Regions from separate parts of the Homo sapiens genome. Here regions 2 and 3 are each linked to region 1. The links are chromatin loops, found by intact Hi-C in ENCODE. Cell type or tissue: Caco-2. All regions are shown on one strand. Each heading gives the region's core, and the rest is flanking DNA. Links, peaks and the distances in the headings are about the cores only. Region 1 overlaps NEMP2 (nuclear envelope integral membrane protein 2). Region 2 has its middle 71 kb from the start of GLS. Region 3 overlaps NEMP2-DT (NEMP2 divergent transcript).

What was found. A loop is a pair of places that touch in the nucleus more often than their neighbours do. Peaks named below come from ENCODE experiments on the same cell type or tissue, not always from the same donor. Only the 100,000 strongest peaks of a DNase experiment are listed, where the experiment ranks them.
Region 2: it touches region 1 in a loop (5-fold over the local background); 26 of 110 quality-filtered maps call a loop at or near these places.
Region 3: it touches region 1 in a loop (6-fold over the local background); 4 of 110 quality-filtered maps call a loop at or near these places.

The regions. Positions count from the first base shown.
Region 1 is chr2:190,526,882-190,534,121 of GRCh38, forward strand. The region is part of intron 1 of NEMP2 (nuclear envelope integral membrane protein 2); the gene reads right to left. Among named protein-coding and RNA genes, the nearest start is that of NEMP2, 4.2 kb to the right of the region's middle. In Caco-2, for the core only: no CTCF peak of the experiment used is centred there; DNase peaks (open chromatin) are centred at 1,690 and 3,520.
Region 2 is chr2:190,805,741-190,812,980 of GRCh38, forward strand. No RefSeq gene overlaps it. Among named protein-coding and RNA genes, the nearest start is that of GLS, 71 kb to the right of the region's middle. In Caco-2, for the core only: no CTCF peak of the experiment used is centred there; DNase peaks (open chromatin) are centred at 3,491 and 3,881; H3K4me3 peaks cover 579 bases.
Region 3 is chr2:190,605,574-190,612,813 of GRCh38, forward strand. The region is part of intron 4 of NEMP2-DT (NEMP2 divergent transcript); the gene reads left to right. It also overlaps a transcript of NEMP2 not described here. Among named protein-coding and RNA genes, the nearest start is that of NAB1, 40 kb to the right of the region's middle. RefSeq lists an enhancer at 2,017-3,216. In Caco-2, for the core only: no CTCF peak of the experiment used is centred there; DNase peaks (open chromatin) are centred at 1,588, 2,566, 3,488 and 3,968.

The DNA.
Region 1 (7,240 bases), core at 1,065-6,064:
TACAACTCAACATAACTGAGAGAAAGAGAGATATATATTAACCCTCTGTGTTACAGAGGGCTAATGTAAAATGCCACAAGAAAACTAGAAAGTAATGATGTTCATTTTCTTCTGTGGTCGTTGCTGTATTTGGATTTGAAATGAAGTGGAATGAAAGTCGTAAGTTCTTCCGGATTCAAGATAGAGTGTCACCTCCACATCTGTTCTTTAGGAAACAGGAACAAGGAACACTTATGGGTACACAAAGAAATGGGCTTTACATCCAACCCCTGACTCCTTTAAGGAAAGTGTGGTCAGTTGTTCCTCCTGAAAAACCTGAAATGAAGCTAGAACAACTTGCTACACCAAAGTTGGGGAAGGACTGAGTAAACAGTAACTACTAGTAAACAATCACATCCATGTAGGGAATAATACTGAATATGCTCACACAAGGCCCTGGTCCTGGCCTGAAATATCCTTAGCATTAAGTTGGAGAAAAGTGAAGACAGACTTGGGGAAAGGATCCTGGGAATGCTCGCCATCTCCCAGAACACAACTCCATAAAAGGGAGGGTTTTCCGGTGGCCACACGAAGCAGCAAAATTACACAAGGACCCAACGTATTCAACTGTGACAGTCAAATCAGTCATCTTTACTCTTCACATTATGATAAAATGCATATGTTTCTAAATATATCAAGAAATTTGCAGAGTTTGAGAGTCCAAGATGCAAATACAAGAATCCAGGTGAAAAGCCAGTAAAAACCACAAGAAGGAACCTCTAGAGCAAAGGTCCCCAACCCTGGGGCCAAGGACCAATACCAGTCCATGGTCTGTTAGGAACAGGGCTGCAGGAGGTGAGCGGTGCGCGAGGCGAGTGATCATTACCACCTGAGCTCCACCTCCTGTCAGATCAGCAGTGGCATTAGATTATCATAGGAGCGTGAACCTTACTGTGAACTGAGCAACCTAGGGATCTAGGTTGCATGCTTGTTATGATAATCTAACTAATGCCTGATGATCTGAGGTGGAACAGTTTCATCCCAAAACCACCCCAACCCCACTCCTATCCTGTGGAAAAACTGTCTTCCATGAAACTGGTCCCTGTTGCTAAAAGGTTGAAGACTGCTGTTCTACAGGCTCTCTGTTAAATACAGGATACTAAAAATGAAAAACATGCTCCTGCATGGTGTGTCCATGCACAAGAGCCAAAAGAAGAATTCACAACCAGGGCTATGAATACACAAAGCAACCAATGCTGAGGCACATTTTTGAATATATCTGAGATGCAAATGACTTCTGGCCAAGGGCAGCATAGGGGGAAGTGCAGTCCCAGGGATATCAAAGGGCTGGCAGCTACCTATAGAAAAGAAGAATGTCAAGGAATGTAGTATATAACCTGGAAGATCCTGAGCAACTGCAATGAGAAGACATGAGAACACATTAAATGCTCCCAGTTAGTAAGCAGCAGAGGTGTGGGGATCAGATCTCTGGATTCACCTTGTCATGTTCTGCCTTTGCACAGCCTCCTCGGGGGGGTCTCTAAGCATGGCTAGAGTTAATAACTTTATACTGGGAGTCCTCAAACAAAAGTGATTCCTACCTATCGTTGGAAAGGGAGTGCATTCCAGCAGGGCAGGTGAAGAGCATGAAGTCTCAGGTACACGGACCCAGCAGCCCAAACTATGATAATAATGTTTACTTCCAGACAGGTCTTTCTTCACCACCCATGTGCTCAATGCTAGATGGGCTTTTCTTGTGGGTGCCTCCAAAGGTCCCTCACTGCAATTCTTCTAGTGAGTGCTGCTACTTCAAGGGCTAAATCAACTCTCATAGAACAGTTCCCTTTTGTTAATGGTCTGAGGAAATAACCTTTTGGTGGGGCCTGAGTTTTGCAATCAAATGCTCTCTTCAAATAAGGTTCTTTCCACTTGATCCTAAGACTGTCTCCTAAATCATTCCAAACCTGGAGCTCTTAAGAGCAAGATGATGCAATTTAAGTATAGTGTATACTGCAGTTTCAACATAGGAATAAATGCTTCTCTCTTACCCAAGCCACATTCCTCTTGCACTAGGATGATGTAATAGCCTTCTATCTGGCTGGTCTCCCTGCTTCCAGAATTGCTGCCCCCCAACTACCATGTTTTCCCCTACAACACACTTTTCAATTAGCAAATAGATCTTTTTAAAAACATGAATTGGGCCCGGGTACAATGGCTCATGCCTGTAATTTCGCTTGAACCTGGGAGGCGAGGTTGCAGTGAGCTGAGATCACACCACTGCACTCCAGCCTGGGCGACAGAGTGAGACTCTGTCTCAAAACAAAAACAAACACAAACAAACAAAAACATGAATGGGAACCCATCATTTACCTGCTTAAAACCCTCCAATGGTTTCCTTTTACACCATTAATAAAATCCCCCTCCCTTCCAGGGACCTGAGTGCCTCTATGACCTTCCCTCCTCCACCTTCCCTCCCAGCCCACTGCTCCAGCCACAGCTGGCCTTCCTGTCCTCAAGATGCCAGCGAGCCCCCACATAAAGTTTCCTCAGTCTGCTGCAACCTTCTTCTCCCAGATCTTGGCAGAGCTCATCCCTTCCAATCACTGATATACTCTATCAAACACTCCCTTCTCAGAAAGGCCTTCTTTGACCCCACTGTCTAAACAAACACACCCCAACCACTTCCACCTGCTTTATTCTTTCTTCATATTACATATATATTTATTAGCTTATACTCTGTCTCTCCATGAAGTCAGGGACATTGCATGTTTATCACTGTAACCCCCAGAACTTAAATATTTATCTTTTGTGTGTAGCTTGTGGTTCAAGAGGACTAGTGGGTTATTTAGGCATGTGTGGCCTACCAATGGAAGTCCAGCCAATCTTTGTAAGAGCCTGGCCAGGAATAGTCAGCACCGTAAAAGAAGGTGCACTCTGGCCCTCCCTTGAAACCACCTGATGTAGTAGGATGCCCTTGCCAGCCTGTGCCACTGCCATCCCATTTACAGAACTGACAAAGCATGAGGGCCAGTCTGGAAGCCACAGGCTGCACTTCCCCCTTGCCCTACCCCATGGCCAATACATCCATAGCTAGAGGGTTGAGTACTGTAACCCTTAACATCCTCTGGACTGGGGATCATCTTCTTGCCCCTCACTGGATAGAGGAGGTCAGAAAGAATAGGTGGCATTAAGCTTCTTTTGTTTGACTCATATATGATACATCAGTGTATTCTGGGTAAGGGATCTGCCAGTTAGAGGAAAAGAACTTGTTCTGCATTTCCCCTCAGTCTTCAACCAGATTAAGGACAGCATAGAAGGAAGGAGGTTGTCCTGACTGTTCATGCCTATAGACACGCTAGTAAAAGCATGTTGCAGTGTTTTCCCTCGAATTCTCCAGAGTGGCCTCTGGCTTTTGAGGTGAAGCTGATGTGGAATTTACACAATCCATGAGATTCCACAAAGTGTCAGTGCTTCATGGTGTCCTCTGGCTGCCCTTTTTTCTTATCACCTCTCTCCCGAGGTGAATGAGTCTCAAACAACCCACACAGGAATTCCTAAATATCTAAGGGACCATAAATTCAGCCATAAGAAGCCACAAGCCTAGCTTCAAGTCAGTTCATTAAGCCACGGGCTATTTGGACTAGGCAAAAGACAGTGATTGTCACAAGACTGTTATCACAGCTGGCCCACTGTTCTCTCTAGAGAGAACAGATCTTCCAATCTTAGATTGATTATAAAGGCTGTATCTTTCTTAGGTCTCTCCTCCCTTTAGCAATCTTCTTCTAGAGCCATTTCACTGCTCGGTTTCAATCATGTCCAATGGAAACAGGAAACAGAGCCAGTTTGACTGCTTATTTGAACTCTATGGCTGATTATGCCCTGACACTGAAGGCTATGAAGCTGCCTGCATGTCTGCGGGTTTCATTTATTCATGAGGCCCCAGTTATTGCTGGTTAATTCTACTAGGATAGAACCTCCGGTAGCAGATGTAGGCAAACTCAAATGTATCAAAACAACAACGGGCCAGGTGCTGAGGCTCATGCCTGTAATCCCAGCACTTTGGGAGGCCAAGGCAGGTGGATCCCTTAAGGCCAGGAATTTGAGACCAGCCTGGGCAATATGGTGAAACCCTGTCTTTACCAAAAATAAAAAATTGGCCAGGATCATAATTCAGTCTCAAAAATAAATAAACATTTAAAAATTAGAACAAAAACAACAACAATCCCCTTACAATGCAATCCAGGAAATGAAACAGAATTTCTAGGAATTTTTAAAAATCTAACAATAATCATTCATTTGGTCAAAAGGGAACAATACCTGCCTAGGGAAAGCTACTGCTTCTACTTGAGGCTGAGGTATTTAATATGTCCGTACCCTGGAAGGTGCTCCATAACCTAGGTAATCACTTCCTCAAGCCTGAATCAGATCGGGAGAAAGATCTGGAAGTGTAGGCTATCCCAGGTTTGCCTCAACCCTCAAGGACTGAGGAGTATCTGTGGGATCAACCCTGAATGCCATCCTTACTATGGAAAGACAGGTTTCTAAGCCTGGAAGGGCATCATTTTCCTTAACTTCTTGCAATCCTCAGCAGGCTCTTTGATGCTTTCAATTAACCTGACTTCTAGAGAACAGTATATTTCTGGATAGTTGTGCCCAAATTTCTAAGATGTTACAGGAGGCATTAATTATTTACATTACCAAAGGATTCAGAAAGTCAGGGTTCCCTTAACCAATGAGATAGATTCCTTAGTTCATTTTAAATACCACTCAATTTATGAATATTCAATTAATCTAATTTTAGAATTACATATCTAGTATAAAAAAGGGACAGCTACATATCACCTAATTATAAGCTCAATTATCTCCTTTGTAGTACTTTTGTCATTTATTAGTTTTCCTAAATGTAAGTATATGTTTAAGTTAAAGAGTTGAGTCATATATACGGAAAAAAAAACCTCAGTCAAAACATCAGAAAAGAGCAGGCAGTACTTAAACCTACTTACAGAATATGCTAAAAATAAAAAGCACAAACACCTCAAATCTTAGCAGAACCTAACTCCCAACACAAAAATATCTCACCAATGTTCCTCCTGAAAACTGACATGGCCCTCATATGGGGAAAAAAAATATCTTCAGATGAAACTAGAATGGAATCATAATATAAACACTTATTAACTTATATGACAAATTTCCCCATTTTCCCTATAACTGTTTTTCTTTGGGGACAAGGAAGGGGAGGGAGAAGAGTAGGAAACACAAAAAGCAAAAAACCAACAAGTCTTAACTTGTGAGAAGTCAAATGGACTCAGGATTTTTCTTACTATTTGTTTTTTGTAAATACACATTTTCAAAGGTGTTAACGTGAGGCACCAAAGTGATAAAGGTAACTATTCTCTTAACCTCAGTTTTTTTTAACCTGAATATTCATCTTTTTCTTTCTCCAAGAATATGAGAATGAAACTGGAATTAGTATATACTCATGCACACTCAGGTCTTTAACTTCAAGTTCAAATCTTCACAGATGAATCTTAAAGCTGTGGTGTCAAATGGACTGTTATAGTTTAAGCCTGGAAAGCCACTGACAGGGCCTGAACTTCATCTCAGGACAACACATGGTTTCTAGGGACCTCACTAACTGGGTGAAAATTATGGGAAACTCTTGAAGTTTCTCCTCTCAGTCAGACAACTACCTGCTCCTCCTGTGTCAACTGTCTCTGACTTTCCTCCAAATAGAGTGACAGAAAGCTGGGGTTGGTCTGAATGTTCTCCATTCCATTGAAGTGTGTGTTATTCAAGACAAAATTTTAGAACAGGAAGGCACCTTAGGTATCACTAATCCAAGCCCCTCGCTTAAAGGAAGTACCAGCTGTTTCCTCTCAGGGTCCTCAAGAAACCATAGACTTTTAAAGAGCAGCTATGGTTCTTAAGCCTAGTCTAATCCAGGGCTGCCAACAGTGTCACTGGCACACTACCAGATGCTGGGCGCTTCACAGTCCGTATTGGAAAGCCTACCGGAATGGCAGGCATCCCTCTAAGGCTACAAAAGTTGCCATTCTTCTTAGCTGTGGACTAGTTTTATCAAGTCAGTGGGCATCCTGCATGTCTCAGGCAGAACAGAAGCTCCAATAAGTATTTATGTGTGTCTTTGATTAACAAAGCAGAGAAGCAGGCTGTTACTATTATACTAAATGCGGTAACATAAAAACTTTAAAAACACCAGGTTCACTGAGGTGAGGAAAATACTGGAAACTCTTCAGTAAAAACATCTTCATTTTACTCAAGAGAAAACTACGGTCCATAAAGACTCTGTGCCTGGACCAAGGTTATACCACAAGTTGTGGCTGAAGGAATGAGTGGTCTAGAACCCAAGGTGCTGGGTGCTGGTCTAAGGCTACTTCTAATTTTCTCGCTGTTGCCATGCCCAGAAACCTTCCTGCTTAGACAGATTTGTGTTTTATTTTTTCACCAGCATAAAATTGTTGTATTTCTTACTACCAAACCTTCGTTTTCTCATCTGTAAAATGGGTATAAAATGGTGCTTTCCCGCATAGGGCTTCTATGGGTATTAAATATGATAGATACTGCAGTTAAAGCACTTATAACACTGCCTAGCACATACTGAACACTCAAAAAATTTCTCTTCAATGAAAACTGGAATCCAACACTTCCCCAACATATAACTCACTGCAAGATTCCCTCAGTTGGGAGCTGTGGCAGAATCTGATAATGACCTCATCAACATCCAGTCTCTCATTCATCCTTAGATAAAAAACCGCGGTATAACCGGAGGGAGGGCCATGCCCAGCTAAAAGAATACACTTGGCAGCCTCCCTTGAAACCAGGGTAGCCAAAGCAAGGAAGGGAAGTTGGTAGACAGTGCACCCAGGAAATCTTTTAAAAGATTTTATGAGGGGAAAAAAAAAAAGAAACAGAAATGTGAAGCTCATGGTAAGTTAGCGGCAGGTCTGGAGTTGGAACTCTAGGTTTCTGACTTCCCCAGGTGTCCTTCCCAGATCCTTCCCCAGTGTGCCAGCATCTTAAGCCCACTCCGTGGCGAGCCCCTACAGCTAGCAGCCGCTACCAGTTCTTGCTTCCTGTGTGCCAGGCATTGTGCACACGAACACCACAAGAACCTTGTGAGGCCTCATTACCTGCCGCTCACGTGGGACCGTTATGTTTACTCGCTCAAGGTCACAACAGTCAGGGGCAGAAGAATTTTCGCTCCGATTCTGAAGCTGAAGCTGTTACCTTCTCTAGTCTT
Region 2 (7,240 bases), core at 1,045-6,044, 280 kb after region 1:
GAGATGTGATACAGTGATCTACATTGGGCCTGGGAATCTGCATTAAAATAAGCACTCTAGGAGATTCTGATAGGAATGAATGACGAAAGGCATATAAGGGTTGCACAATGTAGGAAAAATCATGCGTTGAGAGACCCAGCAAAGATTAGTTTTTCTGCTCCAGCTTGCTGCACTTATTGGAATGGAGTCAAGTAGTACATCTATACTCAGTGGGAACTCTGATTGAATATCAGTTATGATTGCCAGGAGACACTCTGATTCAAGCTAAGTGTGCCCTTAGGGTTCTGGTGTTGCAAACTCGGTGGTTTATTGGCCATTGCTGCAGTAAAAGACCATTATGAGGGTGAACTAATTCTGCCTTCTTATCTGCTGCCCACCATGAATCAAATCAGGTTGTTTAAGCTAGCCCAGGGTCCAGCACAGAGTGTTGCACAAAGAAGGTATTCAGTAAATATATATTGAACAGAATCCTTGTGGCACCACGATACCAGTTACATCAAAGGTTGGAGTTTAATTGAAAGATATATTTACTGGGCCCTGTATTGAGGACCAAGCAGCCCTTCCAAGCACTGGATGCCCATCTGCTGTAGCTTTTCTCCAGGTAACTCAGGAGTAGGAGTTTTAGGAAGTTTGAGTCCTAATGTGCCCCCCAAAAAACTAGCTGCATTTTCAGATTATAACTCTGGCTTACCACCATTTACTTATGGCAGCTTGTGAAAAATCACATTCTATTGATATTCTTAAAGTAGAGCTACACTGGCACTTGGGCAAGGTTGGGGTGAAGAGCAAAAAAAATTAGGATTCAATATATTGGATAATTATATGGGGATTAAGCAGGTTCTGTCATTGATGGTCATTAGTTTAGTGGCCAGGCGTTAAAGAATGGTGTTAGATCTCTCTCTCTCTCCTTTTTTTTTTTTTTTAACCTTGAGCAATACTGTTTAGCGTTCTTAAAGTGATATGGACTGACTTACCCAGGTTACATGATAGTTCCCTCTTAATCAATGAATATGGATTGCTTCACTTTTAATTGCTCTAAAATCTGTAGGAGACAGATGACAGTGCCTTGTCTTCCAGGGTCACAATAACAGAACTATTGACTACTAAGAATTAATGAAAAAAATAGTTTGATAAAAAAAGAATTGTTTTAATCTGTTAAAAATGGTTTGAGAAACTTTTTTTTTTGAGACAGAGTCTCACTCTGTTGCCAGGCTGGAGTGCAGTGGCACGACCTCGGCTCACTGCAACCTCCACCTCCCGGGTTCAAGCGATTCTCCTCCCTCAGCCTCCCAAGTAGCTGGGACTACAGGAGCATACCACGCCCAGCTAATTTTTGTAGTTTTAGTAGAGACAAGGTTTCACCATGTTGCCCAGGATGGTCTCAATCTCCTGACCTCATGGTCCGCCTGCCTCGGACCCCCAAAGTGCTGAGATTACAGGCATGAGCCACTGCACCTGGCCTTAAGAAACTTTTATAATATTCTCCTATTTACTATGAATTTTAAACCACATGCATTTTTCTGTCTACTTTAAGATAAATTATTGTTAAAGAAAAAATAAAATTACAGAGATGTTATTTATATTTACTTTTAAGAGAAAGTAGTCAGAGTCATGTGATCATAGGAATAGACATTTTCTATCTAGCCTAGCCTGAGAATTAGGTGATATGCCATATTCTTCCTGTGCCATCTAGTGGGAGACTCAAATGGTTTTATGTGAGTTTTGTATAGATTGTCATTAATTTTTTAAACTTTTCATTTGTAGCAAATCAACCAGATTAATAACTGGTATATATCAAATTAGAGGTGGAAACCAAAACTGAAACAGAGAAAACAAAGTACAAACTATGTCTTCTGTTACAAACAACTTTATGGCAGGGTGTGCTCAAGCTTCCAGCTCTCATCACTAATGATGCCAATGGAGAGTCCATGGATAAAATCTAGGCAATAACCAGTATTGGTAAATCATGATAGTATAATATGATGATGCATCTGATTTAATCAGCCAAGAACATCCTAAAGACAGTATTCCTAGATTTAAATAGAATAGAATGCCTTTCACATGCTGTTTCCTGTCTTTACACTTCCCTTCTCTGCATGATGAAATTTTGCTCATCTTTCAAGAGTCCTCAGGCCTTTGATAGCTGTATGCTTCAGTGAATTAGAAAAGATCATGTATCATCTCCTCTGTGAAACTTGTCTTTTTTCACAATCTGCCTGCATATAATACATAGATAAACAGACACAGACACACACACTGCAGCAGGTCTAAATGGTCCCTGCCTGTTGTTCCAGAGTACTTTGTGCGCATGCTTCTGTTACCACATTAACTCATATGATAGTTTTCACAGATTGAGCTGCTTGAGGACAAGGGTCATGTGTTCATCTTTGGGTTGTACACCACCTTGAATGAATGAAAGGACAAAAGTCTTTATAGAGTCATCACTGCTGCCCATTTCTCTGCCTCACTTGGTTGTAGAAGCCACTTACATCCAAGTTCCAATGACTGGGCTGCGGACAGATGAAGAATAACAGTGTGTGTGTAACAGGGAAAGACAAAGCATGGAGGGAGAAAAGGGAGTAACAAATCAGTAGGAATAGTGTTCCAAGGGATCTATGATGAGCTTCGCCATGCTGTACCTTCTCCCTCCACCCTTAGCCCTCATCTTCCCTAACCCTAAGAGACAAACTGTCTCACAGTTGAGGCGTTGGCTTTGTTCCACTTGTGCATACTGCCCATGGACAGCAGTGATGGTCACAGAGGACTCAAGTGCTGATAATGATGGTTTAGGTGGCAGTGAAGAAAAAAACTATACAATTGTCCGTAAACCAATGCATATTTGTATATGAAGCCTGTCACTTAGGTCCAATTCCAAATACCTGGCCTTTCTGGACATTCTCTTTTACTGGCTTAAAGTAGGTATGAGGGATTTTCCCATGACCATGTTCCAGAAAGAACAGTCACCCCTCCTGGGACCTCCTGAGAGAAGCACCATCAACAGACTACTGCAGCCTCAAAGAGCTACTTCATCTTTAAACTCCTACAGCACTTACTGGCATGGTCTAGTCCTGTTAGATAGTATCTTGATTCATTGTTCCATTTGCATTGGGTCTCCTGATTGGACTGTAAGCCCCCTGAGGTTAAGAGCCATATCTAATGCTTCCCTCCAGAGCTCCTAGGACAACAGAGTAGAGTGAGGGTCTTAGAATAATATATATTCTGACATTGGTTAACTGAAAAACAAATACTCAATTTATTTTTTATATTATTTCATATATGACATTATTTTATATTATTATATCTTTTTTTTCCCATCCATTCTCACATCTTTCATGCCCATTGCCTCTTTTTTCCTATACCCCATTCCTCTTTCACAGGGCATTATCTTCCAAAGAGTCCTAATGACCCAGCTCTGCCACAGCCACCATGGTAAGTGAAGTCCAGTGCAGAACAAGGTAAACAGACACAATCCTGCCCTGGAGAGACTGTCATACTGAGTAGACCCACAGTCAGAGGACACAGAGAGGAGAGGAAGCAATAAACAAAAATTCCATTGAGCTGGTAGGGTCATAAAGTGTGTTGCAACCATACTTCAAACAAGGTCAGCCCAGAACTAACAGAAACTCTATGATTAGCACCATCTCCTTCACTTCCTAATTGCAAACACGAAAGACACATTCCTTCTCTATTTGTGCTCTGGCCTGGTAAGAATGGGAAAGCAACTTAAACCCATTTGAGGTTATAATTGCTTTTTTTTTTATGTTTACAAATCTTATTTTATCAAGTAGTCAGTTGTTCAGGCCGAGAGAGTGTAGGACAAATTTTTCTTTCAGCGTGAACACGTGAAGTACACGTGAGGTCTGTAGGGTATGGAGGAGGCCTCAGGGGATGAATCATGTGGTCTAAGGTCCACAACTAGGAGGTTGTTCAGGGCAAATTGCAGAGTGAGAGAACTGCAGGCAGGAGAAGATTTCAAATATTCCAGTCCCCACTTCAGAAAATGGCATCTCTGTATTTTCAGTGAGTTCAAGCTGAAAACCTTGCACTTTTGATTTATCTCTCCTGTCACATCCCCATTTAATCTAATGGCACATCTTGCTGGTTTGGGGGAAAATTCTTCCAAAATATATCTAGTATCTCCAGTTTCCACCACTCTAGTGCCACCCAGGTAATCTATGCCAGCCCCCAGTCCCATTAGAACTTCTGCAGTAGCCTCTACCTTGGTCTCTCTGCCACCCCCTTCCACCTCCACATAGCAGCCAAAATGATGTTGGCAAAGCATGAGTCATGTATCATTTAAGGTAATAGTAGCTACTGTAACAAGGAAATCCCCACATTTGAATAATACACATTTTGTGTTCCATTTTTTATTGCTCAGGGAATAGTTCATGTGGGGACTCCTTGTCAATGCCAGGCTGGGAGAGGGAGAGCCCAGTCATCTTAATACATGGAATCAACACCCAGCTGGTAGAAGGGCGGAGAGAACATGAAGCAGGCATATCTGCTCCTTCAATACCTCTGCCCAAAAGTCACCCATAAATCACTTCTGCTCTCCTTCCAATGGCCAGAATTCATCTATGACATCTCTAGATGCAAGGAAGTGCGCTGGCTGGGCAGCTGCTTCCCTACAACAACTTCACAGCTTCACAACTCCACAATTCTATAACTCTACAACTCCAAAATTCCACAACTCTACAACTCTTTAGTGACAGCTGCCATCTGTTCAAATGTGAGGTGGGTCTTATCGCTCGCCTGCTTACCACTGTCCAAGAGCTTCCCATCTAACTAAATAAAAAATTAAAATCCCAGCACTTTGGGGGGCTGAGGCGGGAGAATTGCTTGAGCCCAGGAGTTTGAGACCAGCCTGGGCAACACAGGGAGACCACCCCCTAACACAAAAGTTAGTCGGGTGTGGTGGCATGCATTTGTAGTCCCAGCTACTTGGGAGACTGAAGTGGGAGAAATGCTTGAGCCCAGGAAGTCAAGGCTGCAGTGAGCTGTGATTGTCACTGCATTCCGCCTGGGTGACACAGTGCAACCCTCTCAAAAAAGAAAGAAAAAGAGAGAAAGGAAAGGAAAGGAAAGGAAAGGAAAGGAAAGGAAAGGAAAGGAAAGGAAAGGCAAAAGGCAAAAGGAATGGCAAAAGGCAAAAGGAAAGGAAAAGAAGAAAAGAGATCCAAAATCCGAAGCCTCCGGACCTCATACCACCCTCCTGGGCTCATTGTGCTCCAGCCTCTCTCACCCTTTTTCTGATCCTTGCTTATTCCCACCTCAGCAGTTGCTGTTTTCTCTGCCTTGAATATTCTTTCACCAGATCCCTTTTCATCAGGTAAGTAGATAGAAAATGGGACCCAGGAATTTGCACTTTAACAGGCACCCAGTGACCCTGGTGCCGACGGTCAGTGGTCTATACTTTGAGAAGCACTGGTACAGTGGTTAAGAATGTGGACTATGGGATCAGAGGGCTTGGGTTCAAATATTATGAACCCAAAGACTTGCCGAATCTCTAACTTTGGGTACTTTATTTGCCCTCTCTAATGCTCGATTTCCTCACCCATGAAATAGAGATAACAACAGAAATCACTTGGTTGCCGTAAGTAAACAGAAACTTGGTTGTTGCAAGAAACAAAAACATGGTTGCTGTAAGCAAAATGAGGTCAAATCAAGATACCAGGTCTGACACATAGTAAGTGGTACAAAGGAGTGCCTACAGATGCATCATGCAGCTTTAGAAAAAGTAGGGTGGAACTGGACAAAAGAAGATTTGAGCAAGTGAATCTTAAATGAGAAAGTGATGTGACTCCTGTGCTTCCTGGGGCTAAGGGATGCCACCATAGAGTCCTAAGGAGTGGAGGGGTATGTCGGATGGTTTGAGATGCCTGTGTCACAGTCACTCTGAGCAATGATGAAAGAAGGTTAGATCTGGGAAAGGGGGCCCTACCAGGAGCTTGTTTCACTAGGCCAGATGGAAGAAGATTCAGTTGTATGAATTGAACAGAGAGATGAGTTAGAGGGAGAAGAAAGCAGCAAGAAGCAGCAAAAGAAGGTTAACAACATGAAAACAGACCAAGGGAAAAGATTGAAGGGAAATGTGTGTTGTCTCAGGATGGGCAGGACCTACTGCAATGGAAGGGCACTAATTCCTAGATTATACCCAAGAATGCCAGTAGATACCAGAAAGTGGTAAAATAGCAAATGAAGTCATAGAAGCCAGAGTTAGTGACAACACTTTAAGGAAGTCATTATAATTACAGTTGAAAAGGGTGAACTGGTGGCATCCAGTCAAAGGTTGCAAAGATAATGGCACTAGAAATTGTCCTTTCAATTTTCCTGAAGTTGCCAGAAATATCCTAGTTGAGGGTAGCAGCTTCTAGGGATAGAAGAAGTACAAGGGGAAGGAGAACAAAGTTGATTAAAGAAAGTCAATGTCCTATATGTGGTTAAGAAGTAGATGCATTTAGTATAAAGTATATGTTCAAGGAACACAAATATACAAGAAAGAAATGGAGCAGTGGCCAGGAGTAAAGTTTGAGTCCATGTTAGTACCACATGCACATGCACTCTTTCTCTCTCCTATGAAAACTTTCCGTGGCTTCCATATAAAGTCCCTTTTACTGTCCCCTACCCCTACACTTTAAACTGACTGCTGACCTAGTTTGAGTATGATTAAAGTTCCATGTAGGTTGAGTGATCCAGGTTTTGTGGGGGCTAAAACGTATATTATTTGGCTGATCCTTCTCAAGAAAAAGAACATAAAATTAGAAATATAAAGTTAGGTACAAAAAAGAATATTTATTAAGGATAAGAAAAGGATTCATAATAAGTTACTGGAGCCTTGAGAGTCCAGGTCCCTTTCTTCTGACATGTCTCTAAGCAATTTACCCAAAATATTTACATAGAAATGCAATCTGACTTCTCTCTCTACTGACAACATTCTACAACCCACACCAACTCCCAATACTCACGGAGGCTCAAGCAATTAAGGGGTCCAAAGCTTACGTTTCTTACTTCATGGTAAACTTGCCTTTCTGTTTAGGTGTTTCTCAGCTTTATTCAGCTCTTCTTGGCTCCAAAGTGGGGCAACTGTAATATCCAATTAAGATGAAAAATTTCTGTATGTCCTCCTTTCTGTATATTAAGTAGGCATCGTTTTCGTGAAGGTGGAAAGGACTAAACACTGAACATGAGGAAAAAACCCTGTAGAGGACAGTGACTTCGGCAGACATGGCCTCAAAGCAGC
Region 3 (7,240 bases), core at 1,551-6,550, 79 kb after region 1:
ACCACGTTGGCCAGGTTGGTCTTGAACTCCTGACCTCAGGCGATCTGCCTGCCTTGGCCTCCCAAAGTGCTGGGATTACAGGTGTAGCCATCGCACCCAGCCCTACCATGTCTTTTGAGTCTATGCTTTTGCAGCTGCTCAACTTTTCATTTCTTGTTCCACATGGCCATCTTCTATGTGCCAAAGCCAAATTCAAATGTCAGTTCTCCTGTAAAACCCTCTCAGATTTCTCTGGGAAACTTAGCTTCTCTGCACTTTCACAGCTCTTAACACATACCTAGATTATAGAACACATACCGTTGTGCTTGGAGTGTCTGTTGACAGTGTACCTCTTGGCCCCACTAAAGTGAGAACTCCTTATGGGCAAAGATCTATATTATCTGTACTTGGAATTCAGACATCTCACACTGTTTCTGGCACACCATAGATCCTGAATAAATGTTGTTGGGTTGAATTCAATGGAATGTATCTGAGGAACAAGAGTTTCACAGTGTCCACCTTCCAGTCTTGCGCTTGTGATTTAAATACTCACTCACAGTTAAGCTAAGGCCGGACCAAAATAGGGAAGATTACAGTTTGTCTTTTCTTTCAGTGGCCTTTTTTTCTAACTTCCTTTTTCCTACTAGTTACAGCCCCTCTCCTCCTTTTAGATTCCCAGTGACCTAAATTTTTCCTGTCCTCTTCCCCAAATCAGGAAGGCTCTGGAAACATCACTTGTGTACCAACTGAAACTCCCAGCTCTGCGGCACACTAGCTGTGATCCTGGCCAAGTTCACTTGTCTGAAATTAGTTCCTCATTTCGAACATGAAAAGTATCGTATCTGCCTCCTAAGGTTGCTGTGAAAGTTCAACAAGAGGCCAGGCATGGTGGCTTACGCCTGTAATCCCAGCACTTTGGGAGGCCAAGGCAGGCAGATCACCTGAGGTCAGGAGTTCAAGACCAGCCTGGCCAACATGGCAAAACCCCGTCTCTACTAAAAATACAAAAATTAGCCGGGTGTGGTGGGGCAGGACTGTAATCCCAGCTACTTGGGAGGCTGAGACAGGAGAATTGCTTGAACCTGGGAGGCAGAGGTTGCAGTGAGCAAGATCGTGCCACTGCACTCCAGCCTGGCGACACAGTGAGACGCTGACTCAAAAAAATAAAAAAGAAAAGAAAATTCAACAAGAAACTCCAAGTAAAGCATTAGCACAATCCCAGGCATATAATAATAGCTCAATTAATTTTTTTTAAAAATGCCTTATTTATACAGATATGCTAATTTTTCCCAATGCATTTACTTTAAGAATTTCTATTTAATTGTGGAGCAAATGACCTCTTATTAAAGAAATCTTATTCAAATAAGACCTACTGGCAGCTTCCTTGGTGCCTGGCTTCCTACCTTGTACCGGGAATGCAGGGAGGAAGACTTGATCCCTGCTCTGGTGTGCTGATCCAGAGTCCTCAGTATAGGTGCTGACATGTGAGGCACTTCCAGGGTTCAGAGTGGAGGCATCTGAACAGCCCATGGCGGGTGCTGAAGGCAAGTTTCCCAAGAAGGGGTTCACGAGGGCTGGAATCAGTCAGAGGAATGTAATCTTGTCAGCGGAAACATGAGCAAGGGAATAGGAGTCAGGGTTTGACAGGAGAGGATAAATGACAAGTCATTTGGTTCAGCTGCAGCTTGGGTATGTGTAGGAGGGAGTCAGAAAGATGAGGCTGGAAGGATAAGCAGGTGGCCAAATCTCAGGGGCAACAGCAAGTGGGTGGTAAGGAGTGGGCTGTGGTTCTTCTAGCCCAGTAAGGCTCAACTGCGTTTGCATACTGGAATCACTGGGAGCTTTTAAAAATACCAAAGCCATGACCCTAGACTATTACACAGGAACTACTATGGGCAGAACTGAAGCATCATTTTTTTTTAAATCCAAAGTGATTCTAATACACAGCCAAGATTGAGAAATGCTACAGTCTAGCCCCTGAAATCACACCAACCCAGATTTGGCTGCCAAGTAACTCAGAGTAATTGTGGACCTTTAGCATGGGCAGGAAACCAAAAGCACATCCAACCTTACTCCTGTATTTTTAAAATTAATTAATTTTTATTGTGGTAAAATTAGACATAACATAAATTTACTATTTTATCCATTTTCAAGAGCACAGTTCAGTGGCATTAAGTACAGTCAGTTGCCGTGCAATCATCACCTCCAGCCATTTCCAGGTAAAATTACAAAGGCTTTTCATTTTGAAGTACAATCTATTTTTCTTTTGTTGACTCATGCTTCTGATAGCATAACCCCTGTATTTTATAGATGTGAACACTCATTCCCTCAGGGTGGGCTTCCCTGGAAACAGACTCTGAGATGAAGACTGGTGTACAGTAGTCACTCCTTATTGGTACTTTTGCTTTCTGCAGTTTTAGTTATCTATGGTAAACTGCAGTCCAAAAATATTAAATAGAAAACACCAGAAATAAATAATAAGTTTTAAATTGTGTGACGTTCTCAGTAGGGTGTAAACTTTCAAGCTGTCCTGCTCTGTCCCACCCAGGATGTGAATCATCCCTTTGTCCCCCGTACCCACGCCGTACACGTTCCCCATCCGTTAGTCACTTTGTAGCCATCTTGGCTATCAGATTGTTGCAGTATCGCAGTGCTTGTGTTCGAGTAATCCTTATTTTACTTAATAATGGTCCCAATGTGCGAGAGTAGTGATGCTGGCAATTCGTATATGCCAAAGAGAAGCTATAAAGTGCTTCACTTAAGTGAAAAGGTGAAAGTTCTTGACTTAACAAGGAAAGAAAAAAAAATTGCTGAAATTAACAAAATTTATAAGAACAAATCTTTTACCCGTGAATTTGTAAAGAAAAATATATTTGTGCTGGTTACAGCACCTCAAACTGTAAACGTCATGGCCATAGAGTATGATAAGTGCTTAGTTAAGATGAAAAAGGCATTCAGTTTGCAGGTGGGAGACATTAAAAGAAATGTGTTTTGATTGGCAACACGTTGCACCAGAAAGCATTGAGCCTGTATGAAGACAAGCATTGATCCCTACAGCAAGGGATCCCCTGAAACGAGTGACACCAAGCCATTTATTGCAAGTAAGGGATAGTTAACAGATTCAGGAATAGGTTTGGACTGAAAAATATATAAATTACTAGAGAGGCTGTGTCTGCTAATGAAGAAGCTGTTGCCACAGGAATACAGAACAATGGGATATTTTGAAGGAGCGAGAGAGACCACATGCGTATGATTTTACTGTAGTATAATTGTTCTATTTTATTATTAGTTATTATTGTTAATCTGTTAGCTGAACCTTATTAAAAAAATTTTATCAGAGGTACGTATGTATAAAAAGAAAATATATATAGGGTCTGGTACTATCTGCAGCTTTAGGCTCCACTGAAGTTCTTGGAATGTATTCTATGAAGATAAGGGGGACTACTGTATAGAGGGGATTACAGCATGCTCTTGGCATTGTTCCTGAACCAATATGGGGGTTGGGCTGCTATTTCTCGTGGCCCAATAATGAGATGCAGATGAACTGGGGACGAAGAGAGTATTTCTGTAACCAGTTACAGGGAGAAGGCCTGGAAATTATTGCCAGACCAACTCAAAATTACAAAGTTTTCCAGAGCTTATATACCTTCTAAGCTATATGTCTATGTGTAACTGAGTGAATTAATCTAAAGACATAAGTGATTAACTTCTTTTAATCTATAACTAAGGTCTGAGTCCTGAAGACCTTCTAGAGCCTCAGTAAGTTTACTTAATCTAAATGGGTCTAGGTGCTGGGGTGATTACCCTTATCTTGTCTCCTGCTAAATCATGGAGGTTTGGGGAGTTCCTTTAGATCTCAATAAACTTGTTTGTGGAGGCCCGAGGAGTTTCTTCAGACCCCCCAATAAAACTTGTTTAATCCTAAAAGGGTCCTGTTAAGAATTCCTTCATTATCTTGTCAAACTTCAAGGCCCATGAAAAGCCTAGGCAAAACTCTTGGTGGGCTCTTTGTTACATTCCAGCCTTTGTATAAGGGCACTGGCTCAATCAGCTTTTAATGTTTAACCTAGCTACTCAGTCAGAGCTGGGACAGTTGTTGTAATGCAGGCCTGCATTAGTGAGACCTGGCCTGCCACAATCACCACTGTCAATTTGTGCATGATTTCTATCATGCTTGTATATTTATTTATCACAAGATCATAGGGATATGGGGCATCATAATCTTTCTGGCTACTTCCTGCTGAGAGAGGGTCATCATTATGGGGACTGAATGCAGTGCTGGAGTGGAGGTGGTTGATTTGTTCCCTCTATTGGCTCTATTTCGGGGGCCTAGAATAGTATGCAACAGCAACACATATAAAGAGGTTGCTGCTGTTTTCTTCTAAAGTTTAAGTTGTCTAGTCTTAAGTTTGCAGGGCTTTACGAAAGCACAGCTCAGGTTTCAGTGATTTCCAATTAGGAAGAATGGGGGAAAAGGAAAAGAAAAAGGGAAAAATTGAAAACATTATTTTGGAGACCTGTAGCCAAAAAATTAGAATTTAATCCAAACTGTAGAAAACAATAAAAACTGAAAAAATCAGGCAAGACTAGAATTTAACAGGTATACTATAGTTTTGAAACATAATTTTTCTCTCTTCATGGTAGGACTGGTATGCTTTATTATATTTGGCCAGATTATTTGTATAAAGTGCAGCAAGAATAATTATTTTCACATAGGTCTTTTATATTGGCTTTGATGGAACTTTGTTCCATAGAAGGAATCTAAGATGAGACCTTTTTAAAGCCAAGCCCAGCCATGGATTTGTACCATCAAATACCTATGAATTGGGTGAATTCCTCTCCTCTTGAGGTTCCAAGATAACTTGGGGTTCCTGGCCTCTTGGAAAGTGACATTGTTTGCTTACCACAGATCAGAAACCCTGTACAGGGACTGTGTATGCAAAATATGAGGCCAGTTTTCCAAGGGCTTTATTGGCTCCATAAGTCAAGTTTGATTCCTTAAAGGAGAGCATACCATTCCAGTCAAAGCCCTTGGTAAAATAACCAGTTTTTCCAACTGTGTCCTCTTACGAAAGAAAACAGATTCTTGTTGCACTTATGCAAATAACTATATTGCCATAAATTAAGAATACTCGCAAATAGTTTCCAAATTTTGGAATCAGGTAGAGAGAAACAAATATGCTCCAAATTTTGTTCATAGGAGTATACTTTACTTAATTGTTAAAAGCTGTCAATAGCTCAAAAGTCTCCTTGACTCTGAAAAGCAAAACAAAGGATTAGCAACATTTTAAGCAAAAAGTCAAAAAGATCACTTCAGTCTCCTATTAGTTCAGTTCATGCAGTTAATTCCTGTCCTGCTTGATACTAATGAATATTTTAACTCTTCAAGAGTCCTGAACGTTTTTCCTCTATTCTGATGTCACATCTCCAAAGTTATCAGAAACCTGCATTCAAGAGCACCTGTTAGAGCTTTATAGCTGATTATAAAATCACCTTCTACAGAGGACCAAAACAAGACAACAATTGATTATGGATGACAAAAAGTTTTAGGGTAGCCATAGTTAAACACACAATTGACAAGGATATCTGTTACCTCTGTGGCACACAATAATTTAACACAACAATTATAATTATTACTCATAACATACACTAAGATGTATCAGAATTATAGGAGTCTCCCATAACTTTGGAACACATACAAATAACATACTTATACAAATATAGCCCAAAGAAAGCCAAACACCATTTCATATTTGACAATGCTTTCTGTATAATATTTATACCAAATAAACCAAATTTCACCTTTACGTTAGTGTGCTATTAATGTTAAACCCAATTCTTAACAAATCCTTATAGACAGATTTACCCAATTTTAATGTTTGACCATAAGGTAAGATTTTGTATAGACCTTTTATAACCCTTTACAATTTTTGTTAAAGAGCAGGTTAGTGCTTTAAGAGAAACCCACTGTGCTTTTATTTTAATGTTCAATTTACAGAAAAACTGGATGATACCCCTTTAACTTTGGCCAATATGTTTACACACAAAATTTCCTTTATAATCAACCTTCCACAACTTGTTTAAATCTTCCTCTTTATTTTATCCAACTTAAAACAGTCCTTTAACCTTTTAATCTAGGCAAAAATCCACATTCTCATGACTCCTTATAATCTTTTTACTAGAAGTATATTTTGCTTTCCTTACACACCTTGCATGTAAACTGTTTCTTCAATAGTTTTAAATATATGTTACACTGTTAACTTTTAGCAACCTTTACTTTTGGTGAAAACCTTGGTAAGTTTGGGATTTTAATTATGTACTAGGTGTGGAGCCTTGGACCTAGGCAGAAATGCAGATAAGGTCCGACTTATTCCAGTTTCAAACTCCATGTGTCCCAGGCCTTACCTAGCTGTACACCAGGCAAGTTGTACAGCTAAGAGTCTTAGTGGCATTTTTATAAAACATTCAGGAGGCCTAATCACCTTCAAACTGTACATTTCTTTCCTTTCATAAATTCCCTTTCATAAATTCTTTCATGACTACACAGACAAGCTATGACATGCCTTGACTTGACTTTCTGACTTGTCCTAAACATCCCTCTTTTTTTTTTTTTTTTTTTTTGAGATGGAGTCTCGCTCTGTCACCCAGGCTGGAGTGCAGTGGCATGATCTCGGCTCACTGTAACCTCTGCCTCCCAGGTTCAAGCGATTCTTCTGCCTCAGCTTCCTGAGTAGTTGGGACCACAGGTGCGTGCCACCACGCCCAGCTAATTTTGGTATTTTTAGTAGAGATGGGGTTTCACCATATTGGCCAGGCTGGTCTCAAACTCCTGACCTCGTGATCTGCCCTCCTCAGCCTTCCAAAGTGCTGGGATTACAGGCGTGAGCCACTGCGCCCGGCCACATCCCTCTTTTTAAACAACCAGTTATTTTACTTTAGGACAAGAATTTACCACACAAGATCCTTCATTATATAAAATATCTTTTCTTTAATACCTTTTTGCATAGCTAGGGGCATGGCTAATTTCATGTGTCCTGAGGGCTTATCTAGAATTTAACACTCCAAAATAAATTGAACAATTTTTTAAGTCAAAAAAAGTTTATGACCTAAAGCATTTAGCAAACTTAATATTTGACCTGCATAATTTAGACCAAATGTTTACATTTTTGAAGATATTTTTATTTTACCAATAGACTTTAAAACTCTCTTTATTTTTACAACTTACTTTATATCTCTCTTATTTCCTGGTTCCTTTTACCTT